2 separate regions of the Mus musculus genome follow, and region 2 is linked to region 1. The links are chromatin loops, found by intact Hi-C in ENCODE. Cell type or tissue: heart. All regions are shown on one strand. Region 1 overlaps Mcph1 (microcephaly, primary autosomal recessive 1). Region 2 overlaps Mcph1 (microcephaly, primary autosomal recessive 1).

Evidence for each region. Peaks named below come from ENCODE experiments on the same cell type or tissue, not always from the same donor. Only the 100,000 strongest peaks of a DNase experiment are listed, where the experiment ranks them.
Region 2: a loop joins it to region 1, with 2.2 times the contacts of the local background. A loop is called at or near these places in 4 of 42 quality-filtered maps.

The regions. Positions count from the first base shown.
Region 1 is chr8:18,689,065-18,697,064 of GRCm38, forward strand. All of the region lies in intron 12 of Mcph1 (microcephaly, primary autosomal recessive 1), which reads left to right. Angpt2 (angiopoietin 2) reads right to left here. Exons shown (of 9, transcript NM_007426.4): 8 at 5,333-5,463; 9 at 1,199-3,144. The coding sequence ends at 2,984. Among named protein-coding and RNA genes, the nearest start is that of Angpt2, 48 kb to the right of the region's middle. In heart, a CTCF peak has its summit at 4,452 (motif pointing left); no DNase peak of the experiment used is centred here; H3K27ac peaks cover 1,415 bases.
Region 2 is chr8:18,627,393-18,635,392 of GRCm38, forward strand. Mcph1 (microcephaly, primary autosomal recessive 1) reads left to right here. Exons shown (of 14, transcript NM_173189.3): 7 at 2,154-2,243; 8 at 4,124-5,251. Among named protein-coding and RNA genes, the nearest start is that of Gm25763, 17 kb to the left of the region's middle. In heart, a CTCF peak has its summit at 3,471; no DNase peak of the experiment used is centred here; H3K27ac peaks cover 2,119 bases.

The DNA of each region.
Region 1 (8,000 bases):
TCAATGCTGTCCGACAGTGGTAAAAGCAACATGGTCGTCTAGGAAACTGTTAGGATCATAAACTTGGCACCATAGGTTAAGAGAGGTCTTATTCAGACAAAAAGGATGTTATCCCAAAAATGAATGGCATCTGTTTATTTATTTGTGACATCACAAGTGAAAACTTGAGGAAAACACTTGAAAAGTGCCGTGAGAAATGTCACCTTGAAGAGTGTCCCCTAAGCCAGGCAGTCCAGCACACAGGAAACAGAATTGGGTGGATTGCTGCAAGCTTGCTGCTGTCCCGGGCTGGAGAGTGAGACCTTTCCTCAAAAAAAGGATTTTTAAAACTAATTAATCATGAAAGCCTATAGGGCTGTGCCACTCTTAAGGCTAATGCTAATACAGATAAACCTGATAAATATAAAAGCTGTGGTCTGCCAGCATTGTGATGGGCTGTGCAGCTCTTAAGGTTAATGCTAATACAGATAAAACCAATAGGTATAAAAGCTGTGGCCTGCCAGGATTGTGATGTAGTCTTTATTTTGATATCTTTCCTATGCTCCACTTTATGAACTCTCAATTATTTTAAATATTTGCTAACTGAATTCTAACTTCTCAAATAATTAAGGTTTGACTGGCAGCAGGGGCTGTACAGAAGTCAGCTTTCATTTCCAAACATGTTGATTGGTTTGAGATAGTTAATCTGAAAAGATGAGTCTCTGAAAGACAGTGGTTGTTCTGGCTGTCCCCTGTGCTCTTGTGTAGCTGTCCAAGTGGGCCTGCACAGGGACCAGCAGGAAGCTGACCTCTGACCCCAGTCGCTCGCTCATCTAGCCCATCTCATTGTTTCTGTTTTCATTTCAAGATTACTGTTTTGATTTCCTTTCAGCTTTGTAAATGTTTTCTTAAGAACAGAAAAAAAAAATTCCTCCCAGTAATTCTGTTTATTTAAAATACTGTGTAAGGAGCTGAAGAGTAAAGTGGAAACCGTACTTCTTCCCGTTCTCTGAGCTAAGAGAGAAGGTGTAACTCTGAGCAGCGCTATTAGCCTCCATCTTCCTGCATCCACTGCTGCCTGCCCTTCCTGGGTGACCATCTTTGACCGTTTCCCACCTCAGCTCTTGCTGTTATGGTCAGTCTAGAAACATGCTGCTGCCTTCAAGCTCTGGATTGTTTGGGGTTTTGTTTTTTTTTTTTTTTTTGTTTTGTTTTTTTTGGTGTCACATATTTTAACTGGGTACAAAGCCATGTTGGCCCTGTCGACATTTCCTAAATGTAATAATAGAAACAGTGGTCAAAAGGCAGGGACAGAGTTCTTCACTCTGGAGTTAGCTGGCAGGAAGTGAACGTGGCAGAGGAGAAGAGCGCCTTGGCTACCCCGAGTCTGTGGATTGACCAGAGAACACACCAAGGCTGTGTGAAAGGAGATGGGTTAAGGCGTTGGTTCTCAGCCTGTGGGCAGAGACCTTTTGGGGTCACATATCAGCTATCCTGCAATCAGATACTTACATCACTATTCATAACAGTAGCAAACTTACGGGAGTGAAATAACTTTATGGCTGGGTGTCACTACAACATGAGGAACTGTGTTACAGTGTCTCAGCATACGAAGGTTGAGAACCTTTGCATTATAGAAATAAACTTAAAAAATAGCACCTAGAAAGGAAGGATGGACAGATGGATGGATGGATGGACAGACAGACAAGGAAGGCTACAGGAGAAATTGCACTAGTGCTCTGTACAAGTGTTCATTGCTGCAGAGGCCACTCTGCAGGCTTAGGAGGGTTAGAACAGAAGGAGTTAAGGTTTGACAATTCTAAGCATAAAGTTGTGTTCTGAAACTTTTTCTAGGGGTATCTGGTTACATTGTGAGCAGGACATTTTGGCTTTACAGTCTGAAACACTTTCAGCTTGTTAGTGGATATTAAAAATGTTACTGAGGCAAACTAATTTTTTCTAAAAGTTAATTCAGAGAATTATGGCTTTGTAGATGTCCCAGGTAGGGTGATTTTCCTCCACTATAAATTAAGTTTTAGCTTCATTTTCTAAAATATTATCTTGTTAAATTAGGGAGCACATCTCTAGGCTAGAGCACTTTGCTCAGTGGCGAAGTTCTTCTTCTTGAAACAGCATTTTCGTCATTAACAGCAGTCTTCCTTGTTACAAGACACGGGAGTGTGTGTGTCTGTGTGTGTGTGTCTGTGTGTGTGTGTGTCTGTGTGTGTGTATGTGAGACCAAAGAACAAAATCGTAAATATTATCGTAAAAATTAAACATAATCACCTCAACTAATAACTTATATTTAATTACTAAAAATACCTTCATATTTAACAGCCAGGAAGAAAACAAAATAGTACAGTCTCCGCATTCACCAACATGGCGCTTATTTGGTGGTTATTCCAGAGATGTGGGCATTTTTGCCATATAGTAAATAGTAGCCAGCCATTAAAAACTAAGCCATCAAGATAGGTAAATGTGTTGTTTTCAAATGAACATGTAAAGCACCCAAGAGGAAAACAATGAATGTGTGCTTCTCCAGATGATAACCTGTGCCCACCACTTAGAAGTCCCTGGATACTGGCTGCCACAGTGCGAGGACACGGCCTTGTCATTGTGACAGCCGAGCTGTGAATGTATTCACTCTAGAAACCGTGCTTAGAGGAATGTGGTCCCAAGATTTATCTGCACCATCTAAGTGTTCTGTTTTCCAGTTATTTACTGCTGAACTCCCACGGAACATTCTTCCCTGTGACAGAGTCTGCACGCTGTCCTTCTGATCCTCAGCCACAACCTTCCCAGAAGTGTTTCTCCAGACTGCAGTGCCTTTGGTTGGTTAGCGGTGCAGGCTTAAGTGATGCGCTTCAGTCTGGTACACACAGACCCTCCCCACCCCCAGGAGCACTTCCTGATGTGGAAAGGGGCTGCTATGCATTGGTGTCTCTCAGTGCCTTGGAGTTAATCTTTGGATGCAGCAAGTTCTTCTGGTAGTGTAGGCAGGCATTTAGAAATCTGCTGGCCGGATCATCATGGTTGTGGCCTTGAGCGAGTAGCCGGACCCCTTCCAGTAGTACCACTTGATACCGTTAAACTTATTTGTATTCTGTTTTTGTGGGTAGTACTGTCCATTCAAGTTGGAAGGACCACATGCGTCAAACCACCAGCCTGTGAAAGCGAAACACAGAAGCAATTAGGACTGGGTAGCTGCAGCTTGTCTGCAGGACTTAGCTGGGCACACACACACACACACCCCATGGTGTGGAAAGAGCCACATTGATTTGTTACTCCATAAACACAGACTGCACACCAGTGCAATCCCAGTACTGTGGTAGCATGAGTTCTTACACATGCCCTAGCTGCTTTGTGCAGAACCCTTGCTACATGAAGAAATGTCGGTCAGTGCTGTGTGAAAAGCTATCATCCACAGTGCATTGTGGGGTGAAGACATGGTGAGACTGCTGGCAGATGTGGGTAGAAGGTGGGCCAAGTGGTTCCCATCCCCCTCCATCATGTATATTTGTTTGGAACAGAAGCCAAGTGTGTCTAGCTCTCTGGGGAGCTAGGGAAAAAGGAACCTTAACACTACAAAGTGTGGTACTGAGGGAGAGTCAGGCAGCAGTAAGGATCTTTCCCGTTGTAGCTCCGGAGTCTACCCACAAATAGGAGCATGGCAGGCAGTGGGATTCACCATATGAAGGAGAAACCTAGACAATGTACTAATCTGAATTTATCTTTAAGCCTCAAGTGGGAGAGACACTGGTTGTATAGTATTTGTTTCTTTTTAAATCCAGAAAACAACAACGAGTAGACAGTAAAGAATGTGGGTGAAACACCAATTCTGAGGCCACCTGGGCACTACCACTTGGAGACACCCCTAGCTGTTGATTCTGAGAAATGGGAATGTATAAAAAGAGCCTGTGTTGTGTAAAACCCTAGGGCTGGAGAGAAATGTCAGTTACAGATCTGCCTTAGCCTTTGGGCACCATTGGAGTCATTGCTCCTGTGCACTTTTTCACGGGCCACCTTCCCTATGGGCCAGCCCATGGCTTGGAACTTGGCCTCTTACAAGCCAGACCTCCCCACTTTCCCTCCCCTGGCTGCTTGCCTCCTCCCAAGTCTCTCCCAGCTCCATTCTCAGCCCTTAAATCTTGAGCTGGGTAAATAAATGAATTGTGTCCTTGGTTGGGAAGCAGCTCTCCTGCTCTCTGGAATAGCAGCACACGGGTGGTCTGAGAACAGTCAGCCTCTCCAGAGAGGTCTAAGTGTGGGAACGAACAGCAAGCCGGCTCGGGATCAGGGGTGCTGTGGCCCCAGAACCTACCCCTACCCCGGCTGTTATGTGGCTTTAAAGACAGCTGTTACAGTGAGATGAGAGTCCAGCCCCCTTTACAGCAGTTCACTGGGGTTCTCTCCTTTGAATAATTACAGCTAATAGAGAAAACTCATGCCACCAAGTGGCCAATCTGCTACCCCAAGAATCCAGGATCTGCCAGAGAGTGGGACCTAATTCTTTCATGAAATCTCAATTTCTAAATTTCATTTCATGAATATATCCTCTTGTTACTGTTGCTGCACGAATTCTTTACTGAAGAGCAGGCATTGTTCAAGCTTAGATCTTTTACTTGTCTTAGAAGCTTTTATTCATATAATTTAATTAATTTTATTTATTTCTGGTGTGGAGATCAGAGAATTGCAAGGAGCAGTTCTCACATTTGGCCATGAGGAACCCAGGGATCAAACTCAGATGTCTGGCTTGACGGCAAGCATGTTTACCCACAGAGCCATCTCACAGGTTTGAGATAGAGTCTCATCAAACCTTGAACTCATGGATTCAGCTAGACTGACAGGCAAGCCAGCCCCAGCACTGGAATTGTTGCACACCACATATTCAACCTTTGTACAAGAGTGCTACAGACCTGAACATGCACATGGCAGGCACCTTACCCACTGAGCTGTCTTCCCCAGCCCACTTTCTTGCTATATGTAAGCATCATTGCATGAAAGAGACAGCTGAAAAGCCCTGGGCTGGATATTAAACAGAAACAAAGCAGTATGGAGCCAAACCCTTCTCTTTTCATCTGGTCAGTGAGCCACTTAATGTCCCCTCGCTCACTCCCAAGCATCCTGAGAGTACACTGTCACCCTTGTGACAATTCCAGCTCCATGCTGTGCTTTCATGTCACACTTGAACTAAAAGGAGGCCCAACCAATGAACTGGGAGGCAGATGGCTTGTGTTCTTACGGAAGTAAGGCTGTTCATTGTCAGGCATGCATTCCAGTCGGAGCTTACACTGCCAGTCGTCTATGCTAGGCAGCTGCTTCTTGCCAATTCAAATAGGAAGAGTCGCCTTACCTCCTGAGAGCATCTGGGAACACTTGCAGATGCATTTGTCATTGTCCGAATCCTTTGTGCTAAAATCACTTCCTGGTTGGCTGATGCTACTTATTTTGCCCGCGGTCCCCGTGAGTCCTGTAAGGTGAATCCTGGAACGTGCAAAGGAAAAAATAAAAATTGTAACTGGCTAGGATTGTTGATTGACTGTAGTGGAAAATTTCTCATGGTGAAGAATTCCATTCTACAGAGTGCACTGGGGCCAGTCAGTACACTCCAGTGCCCACTCCGTACAAAATACTTTGTACTGGTATAAACAGGAACCAACTTATCATCAAACCCTCTGACAAAGAGGGAGGGATGTTTTCATGACAACTTCAACACATATTGCCTGCACCAGCATCAGCAGACCTTAATGGGGCCTTGTAATTCATTATCCCTCTGCATTCAGATGAACAGAAGGCATCTGCAGAACAAAGGGGCTTCTCACAGACCCCCTCCCCGCCCCCAACCACCACAGTCCCTGGGGAATGGCTACTAGAGTGACCAGATACCCTGTCTATAGTCTGAAGGGGTAGAAGTTGGGGTGGAGAGGCTAGAAGGCAAGGAGTGGGTGAGGAGTTTGGGGTAGCCCCTATAGCTGCTTTGCCTTGATTCTGGACACTGGTATAATAAACCTGTCTGACCTCAGAAAGGAAGTAAATGTCAGTGCCCAGACCCCTGATCATGGACCACACTGTTAGACTGTTGCCAAAGTGTGGTCCTCAGCAGCCAACTGTGCCAACAAGGAGAATCTGAAGGTCAGGATAAGCATAATCGCTTTAATTACTATTTTATTTTGTTTTGTTTTTAAGGCAGGGTTATATACACTGTAGCTTAAGCTGGCCTGGAACTCACTAAGCAGCCTCGGTTGACCTTGAACTTGTGATAGTCCACCTGCCTCAGCCTCCCAAGTGCTGGGGTTACAGTCATGGATGGCCATGCCCAATCAGAACATATAATTCTCTAAAATGTCACAAACTGCCAGTGGTCAGATGTTTCGAGTCAGACCAGAGCTGGGTCTCACATAATAGGGTGACGTAAGGATGTCCTTTTGGTGTTTTGGCATGCCAGTAACCAGCTCTGGCAAACTATCATGCTGAATCCCCAAGAGCTCATGCAATGTAGATACAGGAGTCTCTGGAAATCCTACATGGTGACTACCAAGTGTCCTTTGAGCCCCCAAGTGTTCTCTTCTTTGTAAAGCTCTCTGTCCTTGCCATCCACCACCTTGGGAAGATTCACTTGTCAGTATCTCATGTGGGAACAGGCAGAGGAGAGGGCGAGACCACTGTCCCAGGCCCTGGCACATGTCTTTACAGTGAGTGCTCACGGCAGCCCTAGGACAGCAGCTGCAGTGTGTGGAGAACTAGTCCTTGTGTGCTTGGGAACCTGAAATAGTTTTCTTTCTGACATTTACCCCCCTTTACACCCCCTCCACCCCACCCCACCACACCCCACCCCACCCCACCCCTCCCCGCCAAGGTTTGTCTTCCTTTTCAGTCTCTTGTCTTCTTTGAAAGGTCAGTTCTCAGGGGACTCACTAAATGTCCTGCAAAGGCAAGTAATGTCAGAGAGAAATCTATTTTTATTAGTCTCTCTTTGAAAGGTTATTCAATCTTAGAGCCTTTTGGAGGCCTACCAGACAAAAGTACATGCTTTCAAATCTGTTATTAAGAACAGCCTTGAGTTGGCCATGTCATTGCTCATACCTACAATCCTAGCATTTGAGGGGTGGAGGCAGGAGGATCAGATGTTTGACGTCATCTTTGGCTACGTAGCAATTTCAAGACTCCCTCGGGCTACACGAGACCCTGTCTTGGGAATCAAGAGAAAGAAGGAGAATGGGGTGGCAGGGTGTGAGCAGGCAGGCAGGCAGACACATGTCTTCCTTGGTGCCCCTTTCTCATGCACTCCTTGGTTTCCTGCTTGTTCTTGGAGGGAAGCACGTCCCAATCTGAAGCTTGGCTTACTCGGCACTTACTCAGGCGTTACTTCCAGAGTACTTAGCCGTATTAGCATCCTCTTAATTAGTGTAGCAAGTTTTTATGGATTATTATTGTTTTACATTTCCAAGTAAACTAAGCCTCAAAAACCAGTGGGGATTTTTTTTGTTGTTGTTGTTTTTTCAAATAGCATCTTCAAAATATGTTTGCATTTCCAAAAGAACCTTAGCTTACACTATTTTTATAATGTCATTGTGGAAGGGTAAGGACCCATGTAGTAAAATCTCCTTATGTAAACAGGCTAATTCTTCATCTCTGTGTTTCTTTCTTTAAAAAAATTAATTCCTCTATTGTAGATTCCTAACTGCTGCCAGTTAAGAAAATATTTAGCTTGGAGATAGCACAATGGAGACCACTGTGCCTTGGGATCCATTGACTTCTGGACTCTGGAGTCCAGCAAGACCGTCTGGGTGCTGGGGTCCTGCTTGTCTTCCCATGCACCCCCTCCAGGGAATCCTGATCTTTCTAAAAGGTCACCGACCATTCCAGTGTCACAACAGGCTCTGTCTGCTTTGAAAACAGCTTCGGAGGAATCGACACCCACTGTCTGTGAAAAGCAGACTGTTCCTGGCAGCATGTCGCTCTCAGGTCAGACCCCAGGCTCTGAGCTGGCTTCCCTGTGCTGTCCACTGTGACCTCCCTAG
Region 2 (8,000 bases), 62 kb before region 1:
ATTTTGAGTGCTTCCTGAATTTAGTACTTAATTTCAGTGGAGACCTTTCTAGTGTTTTTTTCCAGAAGAAATGTGCTTTGTAAGGTTGAGTGTTCTTCAGTTCCCTTCTTGCAGCTCCTTCATCGTTTTCAGTATCTCTTTTCTTTTTCAAAAAAAGTAAGGAGCCGGAAAAATGGCTCAGAAGTTAGAGTGCTTGGTACCTTTGCAGAGGATTGGAGCCCAGTTCCCAGCACCACATTGGGTAACTCATAACTGTCTATGACTCCAGCTCCAAGGGAGCCAGTGCCTTCTTCTGGCCTGTGTGGGAACCTGCATACATGTGTAATTTAGACATGCATATACACATAAATAATAAAAAACATTTTTTACAGAATAAAATAATAAAAAACTAAGTTAGTCAGGTCTCTTTAAAAGGAGAATATTTTAATTACCTATGTAGTAGTAAGCACATTTTAATAAGATGATGAGCAATGCTGTGAATAAGCAAAGCCTTGCCTCCCCACTGCTTACACTCCTCTGCTGATGTATGTACAGTTGGAATGATACAGGTGTGCCTTCTGTGTGCGGCCGTAGTTTATTTCTTACTTAATTTAGATCATTAGAATATTCTTTTTTGTTTGTGGTTGTTGTTGAGACAGGATTTCTCTGTATAGCCCTAGCTGCCCTACAACTTGCTTTGTAGACAATGTGGTCTTGAACTCAGAGATCCAGCTGCCTCTGCCTCCCAAGTGCTGCGGTTAACTGTATGCACTACCATGCCAGCCACATCATACGCATTTTATTAAGCCTTTTCCTTCACTTGCTACCATTACAAACTACACTAGACTCATCTGCATCTCAGGTCCATGAGTATCAGCCATGGTAACAAGTAAGACTGAGATGAACTGTAGCTTTTACAGAGACACCATCATGGTTTTGTTGGCAGCTGAAGCAGGTATATAGCTCTGTCTCATGTGCATGTCCAAATTGATTCAACGCGTATATGAACTGAGTCAGAGATTTTTAAACCCCACAGCTGAAAGGCCACTGTGGTGAGTGCATGTCTGTAATTCAAATCCTAGTATTCAAAGCTGGAGGCAGGAGGAGCAGGAGCTCAAGAACAGCTTGTAAAGTCAGCCTGAATTAACTTGTTAAAATGAGCTTGTCCCTAAAAATAAAAATAAAAAATTTAAAGCCCCCAACACCCCCCCCCTCCACTTTGCTTCCAAAGTAACTGTACAAAGGCTAAGGCTATGTATTTCAGTTCTTGCCTAGTGTGCACAAAGCCCTGGGTTCAGTTCCCAGCATCAGAACAACTGAACAACCACAGTATCTGAGGACTTCTGACTGCCCATACCTTCTTTGTATATATGCCCTTGCTTTATAGTCACTTTATTAAGTTTTCTGAGGGAAACATCCTCTGATTTTCCTTTTGAAAAAACGACTTTTAGAGGATGCTTAAGTACTGTACTTCCAGAGGACACAAGAACAGTTCCCAGAAGAATGTTGGGTGGCTCAAAACATCTTGTGACTACAACTAGAAGGGATCCCAGTACCTCTTCTATACTCATGTCCCATACCCATACACAGAAACACATAAATACACATAATTTAAAATAAATTTTAAAAATCTTTGGATATGTTTGTTTTGTCTCTTGTATGGACAGCTTTTGAAGATAGCGCCTAGAGCCTCATTTATTGAATCATTGATGTTCTAGATATTTTCTTTAAAACTGGTTTCTTAACTGAAACACTGTTGACTTTTGGGGACAATTTGTTATTGTGTAGTCTTTCTAAACCAGTTGCCCCTGTCTGTGTCAGCACTGGACTTTTACTTACTTAGAAGTAAATATTAGAAACTTCAGTTCTCAAACCGAAAACATTCACTTAATTTGGTTTAAGCTTCATACAAGTTGGATTTTGAAAGTCCCATCTCATGTGATTGTGTGATCATGTTTGTGGGGCAGTGATTGATAGGGATTCATTTTGTCAGTCTTAAATCTACAGTATAACTGATATAGTTTTTGTTCTCGAATTATATTAAGCTTAGCCTAAAGGTAAGATTAATTTCCTGTGTATATGGGATCAGGAGCAGAATGGGTAGATATGCTCTTGTCCCTGTCCAGTAGGCAATTCTGCCATCCAGTTATTGAAACTTGTCATTGTGTTATCAGCCTCCCAGATGTTGGAGCAGTCTCAGCAGAATCCATGTGTCAGTCTGTTTGAAACATCCTTGAACATTTCTCACCAACCTTTGAGTTCAGGTAAAATTGTAATATGTATTTTGTTTTTGTAACAGACTTATGATTTGAAAAGTGTGTGTGTGTGTCTCCTCTCACACTGTACTTTTTGAGCTAGACTTTTTCTGTGGAGCTCTGGCTAGCATGGCACTTCAATAGATACCCAGCTAGCCTCCAACTAGAACCATGTCCTTGTCTCCTCGAGTACTGAGATTACAAAAATGCTCCACCATGCCAAGATGTCGTGTGGTCCGTTCTAACCACTCAAGCAGCTGAGTAGACCTAAGTTTCTCCATGAGATTTGGTCTTATGGTATTGGGGACCTCCTGCTTGAACTCTTATTAGTCCCTCCCTGGGGATTTGTTTGATTGTTTGCTTTGTTGTGGAAATCCTTGTGACTATATATGATTTAAATGCAGTGTAAATGTATATCTGAGCACAGTTAGCACTAAAGAGGAATTATTCGTGTTTAATTAAGCCATGAAGCATATTATTGAAAAGAGTCTGTGTTAAATAGTATAGGAGCCCTTGACCTTTTTTCAAGGCTATATAGCTGTCAGGTGTTGAGTTCTTTACACTTCCCTCACGTAAGTCCATGGGGGCCTAAGTGAAGTCTGTGGAAACCCTAAACAACTGTGTTCAAAAGGGCTTCAAACGCCACATGAGGAGATTCAGCTAGGTGTTCTTCCTGTCCGTGGGGTGTATTCTGGCAGTCTGTCCTGCATGTTCTGAGCTTGTTTACCCATTCATCTTTTCTTTGCTCAGTTATATCTCCCATAGATTGGAAGCAAATGGCGATAACAATGCTGGCTTACCTTTCCCTATACTGTTCTTGTGTCTCACTGTATCACACACACACCCCAAGTCTCCATGAGGTAGGCTGCATCCCCACTCCCATTTCACAGAAGAGAAAACCAGGAGGTCAAGTGGATTGTGCAAGATCCTGAGGTTGTGAGTGATACACCCAGGCTTCTGACATAAGTAGTCTAAGAATTTATGCTCTTAGTGATGTGCCACACTGAATCGTGGCTTATTGAAGAGTGATTAATGCATTCAGTTCCTAAGAGTAAATCTCAGTATCACTCCAACTGCTGTCTTGGAAGCACTTCAGCAGAGGCCCAGTATCAGCTGACCTTTGCTTTTGCCCCTCCCTTCCCAGAGCACAGCTTCAAGGACAGGATATCTCTGTTGCCACCACTCTGCTCTGAAAGCCGAGCTCGAGTTGTTTAAGTTAGAATCCCAGCACTGCCTCCAGATGGTGTCTTTTCTCTAAAAAAGGAAGCCTTCAGCTGGGCAGCACTGTACCAGTAGAACTGGGTCTGAGTAATGACCACAGGTTCAGGAAAGTGAGCAGAAAGTGCTGACTGCCCTCTAGTACTTCAGTATAATGAGAGGACAGTAGCATGCTGAGTCCCAGGAGGGGCTAGCACTGTGACCTGACAGGATCAGGAGAGTCACAGGTGACACTGACACTGAGCTGGTTTTGAAGGATGAGTTGTGTTTACCCACAGCAAAATGTGTCAGAAAGCTGGGGTCAGAGTGGGGAGCCTGCAGAGGTGATGGACAGCGTATCATTACTTCTGAGAGAAGTGCAGACTTCATGAGAGATCGGAATATTGAGAGCCCCACATGCTTCATTTGAAATATAAATAAAACATGAGGACTTGATGGAAGAACAGGGGACAGATATGAGGAGCCGTGTTCTGTTTATGAGGAGAAATGGCTTATAGAAGACCAAAGCCTAGCCAAGCATGGTGGCACATACCTTTAAACCAAGCCAGCATTCAGGAGGCAGGGACAGACTCTCTCTTGAGTTCCAAGCCAGCTAGAGTTACACAATGACCAGTGACACCCTGTCTGGTCACTTGCACATTTTAAAGGCGATTCTTTGTTGATCTCTGCAGATGAATCCTTTGCCAGTGGCTCCCACTCATCTTTCGGTGATTCCTGTGGAGATCAAGAAAGGAAACTGGGAAGATCTGCTAATGAGATGACCACGGTGACATGCCCTTCCTCACCTGTGTTGAGGGCAAGCAGTTTTTATGGCTCAGCATCACCCAACCATCTCAGGCAGCCACGTCCTCAGAAAGCTCCAGACAGTCCTTCAAAGGAGAGCATCAACTGTCAGAAGGATGCTACAGGTGCGGTAGCTGATTCCGAGAGAAAGCAAGCTGCAGGTGTATCTCAGGGGGTGCCTGATGAGAAGCTCTGTCTGTCTCCTACGATGTCCATCATAGAAGAACACCAAGTACGGTTGGGACCCAAGAATTCTTCTGCAAAGAGAAAAAGGGCAGCGGACTTGGGTTCATCTCCAAAAGGAAAACTGAAGAAGAGGTACAAGAGAAAGTCTGCTCTGGCAATACAGTTATTCAAGTCCGACCAGAGCCCGCCGTCCACAATCAGACTCATTCCGGGAACTCCTGACGTTGAGGCTTCTTCCTATGAGGACTATTTTTCCCCTGATAATCTCAAGGAGAGGAATTCGGAGAGACTTCCTCCTGAGGCTCAGCAACTAGCAAGCCCTTCTCTGTTCCACTGCAGAGGTCTCTCAAAGTGGGAGCGAAGAAACATGCTGGAAATGTGTGATTTTACCTGCATTGGTGAAAAGCACAGATCCATCAGCAGCATTAGTGACTTAATTTCAAAAAGTGCCTCTAGTCTTGAGAAACCTGTCAAGGAGGAAGTGAATACAGCTTCTACCTGCTTGCTTTTGGTGGAGACCTCTGCTAACGACAGCCCAGGGCTTTGCAGTCAGCCTGGCCCTCAGCTGAGGGATGACACAGGCCCAGAGGGAAGCAGCCACCCTGACACCCTGTCTAGTTCTGCCCACCACATCACACCCTTGAAAGGAAATAGTACAGAAACCAGAGACCCAGGTGATGGAAAAGGCTCCCCCAAAGAAGGTAGCACGCCTCCTGCATCAGCCTCTCCTGAAGATGAAGTACACATCTGTAATCTCAGTTTGGGAGAGGATTGTAATGTAGAAAAGTCTGTAGAAGAAAAGGAGAACATAGCCACAGGATATAGTGAAAGTATGTGAGCCTCATTTCCCAAGTATTGTTTGTTCTGCCAGTGTGTAATACTGTGCTCGTATTTTAAATCTGTCCTTAATCTTTATAATTTAAGTCCTTCCCCCTCTCCTTTTATTTTAAGGAATTGATATTTCCAATGATGCTCTTGAGGGATAGGTGGGAGGCCCTGACCTGAACTTTGTAGTCAAATGTGTCACCATGAAAATACCTCCCCAGGCTTTGTCCTAGTGGATTAAAAGAAACAGTAGTGCTTACTTTAAACTGTTGACCTGTATACCTTTCCTATATGCCTCTCTCACTCAGCATGACTGCACCAGAGACATAACTGATAGAGGAATTTCTTTTCTTTTTATTTTTAATTTGAGTTTATTTAGTAAGGGTTTTAATGTGAGGAATGCAGTAAAGAAACCGCCAAAAGACCGCTCCATAACTAGGAAGGTTTTTCTTATGAATAAGAAAGTATCCAGAAGCATCTGGAATAGTCCAACACAGAGAGAAAGAGAACCAGACTGGCTGTGGCCATGGCGATCTGCCAGAGAAGAGAGATGAGCAAGAGGTGAAGAGTGCAATTCAAGAGTGGTGGGGAGCAAGGGAGCAAGAGATGCAGGGGGTGGGGGAGGAAGGGAGGGAGGGAGAGAACAAGAGAGCGAGAGAGAGAGAGAGAGAGAGAGAGAGAGAGAGAGAGAGAGAGAGAGAGAGAGAGAGAGAGAAGCTGAGGCTAGCAGGAGTACCCAGGGCTGAGGGCTCTGAAGAGAGCTGGGATCTGAGGTTCAAAGGTTGCAGGTTGGAGGCTAGGGTGGAGGCTTGTATACTAAATGCTATCAATGAGGGAGCCTGGCGGCAGCATGGGCTTTGATACAGCCACAGATACATGTTAGTGTAGCCATATGTCCTTTCTGCTGCACATAAGAAAAGTGACTCCTTTTGGCTTGGGAACTATTTTCACAAGTTCCTGAGGAAGGCTGGCTTTTATCTATCCAGATTGAGTTGGGCGTAGACTCAATTTTGGGCCAAGTCAGAAGGCTTGCCCTGGTTGACGTAGGGAATGGGGTTGCCCGTTTGACCTGGCATGCTTCTACTGTAGAACTCTAGAGAGCATCAGCCATGATTTTGCTAACAGAAACTATGAAAAAGTTTTGAAATTTGTCATCACTGTTTACTTTGGGCACTGAAACTTTGGGCAATGTTAAATAAGAGCAAACATTAATTAAGACATTTTGCTCAATTAAAAATTTAGTTTTGGATCTCTCTCCAGCCCCCAAGTAACTCTGGTGTGGCTTTGATTTCTGCTTATTTTGTATCAAGACTACCATTCAAATAGGTTTGTTTATTCCAATCTGTAACTTAATTATAATTACTAAAGTGATTTATTTGTTGATCAACAAATAATAAGCTATATGATTATAGGGATTTAGGCAAAGATGGCAAAAATATCAACAGATTTTTGCAAAGTTGAACTCAGCCTTTGACCATTATTTAAGTTTGGCTAATATTAAATATGATCCAACTGACTCTTGATCAGTTCTACACTTGAGGTGGTTTCACCCACTGTGGCTAGGGCAGCTGTGTTGGGCTGAAATAATCACAGTTCTAGCTCTTTGAGAATAAACTCACCTAAATTGGCTCAGTACATCAATTAAATGATTTTTGGATTTTAAGCTGGTAAATAGCTTGGGTTTTGAATAATTTATATTATATTCATAATAGTATTGTTACATCTAGATTATTATGTGTTTTCAAAAATGTATAAAATTACATAGACTATAGTAAATATGAAAAAGTATAATGTTTTGACAGTTCAGAATATCCTGTCTTGTGTTTTGAGTTTTTATCTTTTTTACAAAGCACTTGAATATTATATGATATGTAAATATAATTTAAGTGGGGCAAACAGCCCGGCACACCCTAAACCCTAGCACTGCAGGTGTGCAGTCATTAGAAGAATGTGTGTTTCTTCATCCAGGGCTCAACCTTCCTGTCTTCAGTCCAGACCATTAGGCTTCAGAAACTGCATGAAGGGCATGGGCATTGGGTGGCACTCCAGTACTCAGAGGACACTGGGAAATGTGCTGATTGTGAAGTGGGCCGGCTTGCTGGGACACAGGCAGGGGTGGGTGTGACTAAGTTTGACTCTGATGGAAATATTCTGTAAATTATCACGTCACTACCACAAGACAACATGGGCTCCTAAGACATGAAAACCCCTCTCTAGCCTAAATCTAAGCACTTTTTTATACTTAGTAACATTAAGAAGACTCACGAATATTTTATATTGTCCACTATCAGCCCAATCTGGATTTGGGACAATCAACTCTTTGGAGATCCATCCTAGATACAACCATAAATCCTTGGGCTGAAACGGAAATTCCATACTTGCCCCAAATAGAGCCAGGAAGGCTGCTCTGAGCATCAGCTACACAGACCCTCTATCCTTCTTGTTGACATGAAGGGCTATTCAGTGCCATTCCACCCCACTTAAGCTTGCTGACTCTAAGATAGTGTGCAATGAGGCTTCTAAAGAAAGCAACCAAGAAGTCAGTGGCTGATCTTGAAACAGTGGGGTATAATCATTAACTCTTCACATTTTTATTCAATACTTTTATGAACAATTTAACAAGAAGTTTCCTTTGTTAGAAAGAATAAACCTTTCCACCTCAATTTCTCACTTTCTGCCTGTGTTAATTCTCGAATTCCTATTAAAGGATAGTGGTAGACATGCTGCGCCTCACATCTGTTTCTACTTCGTAAA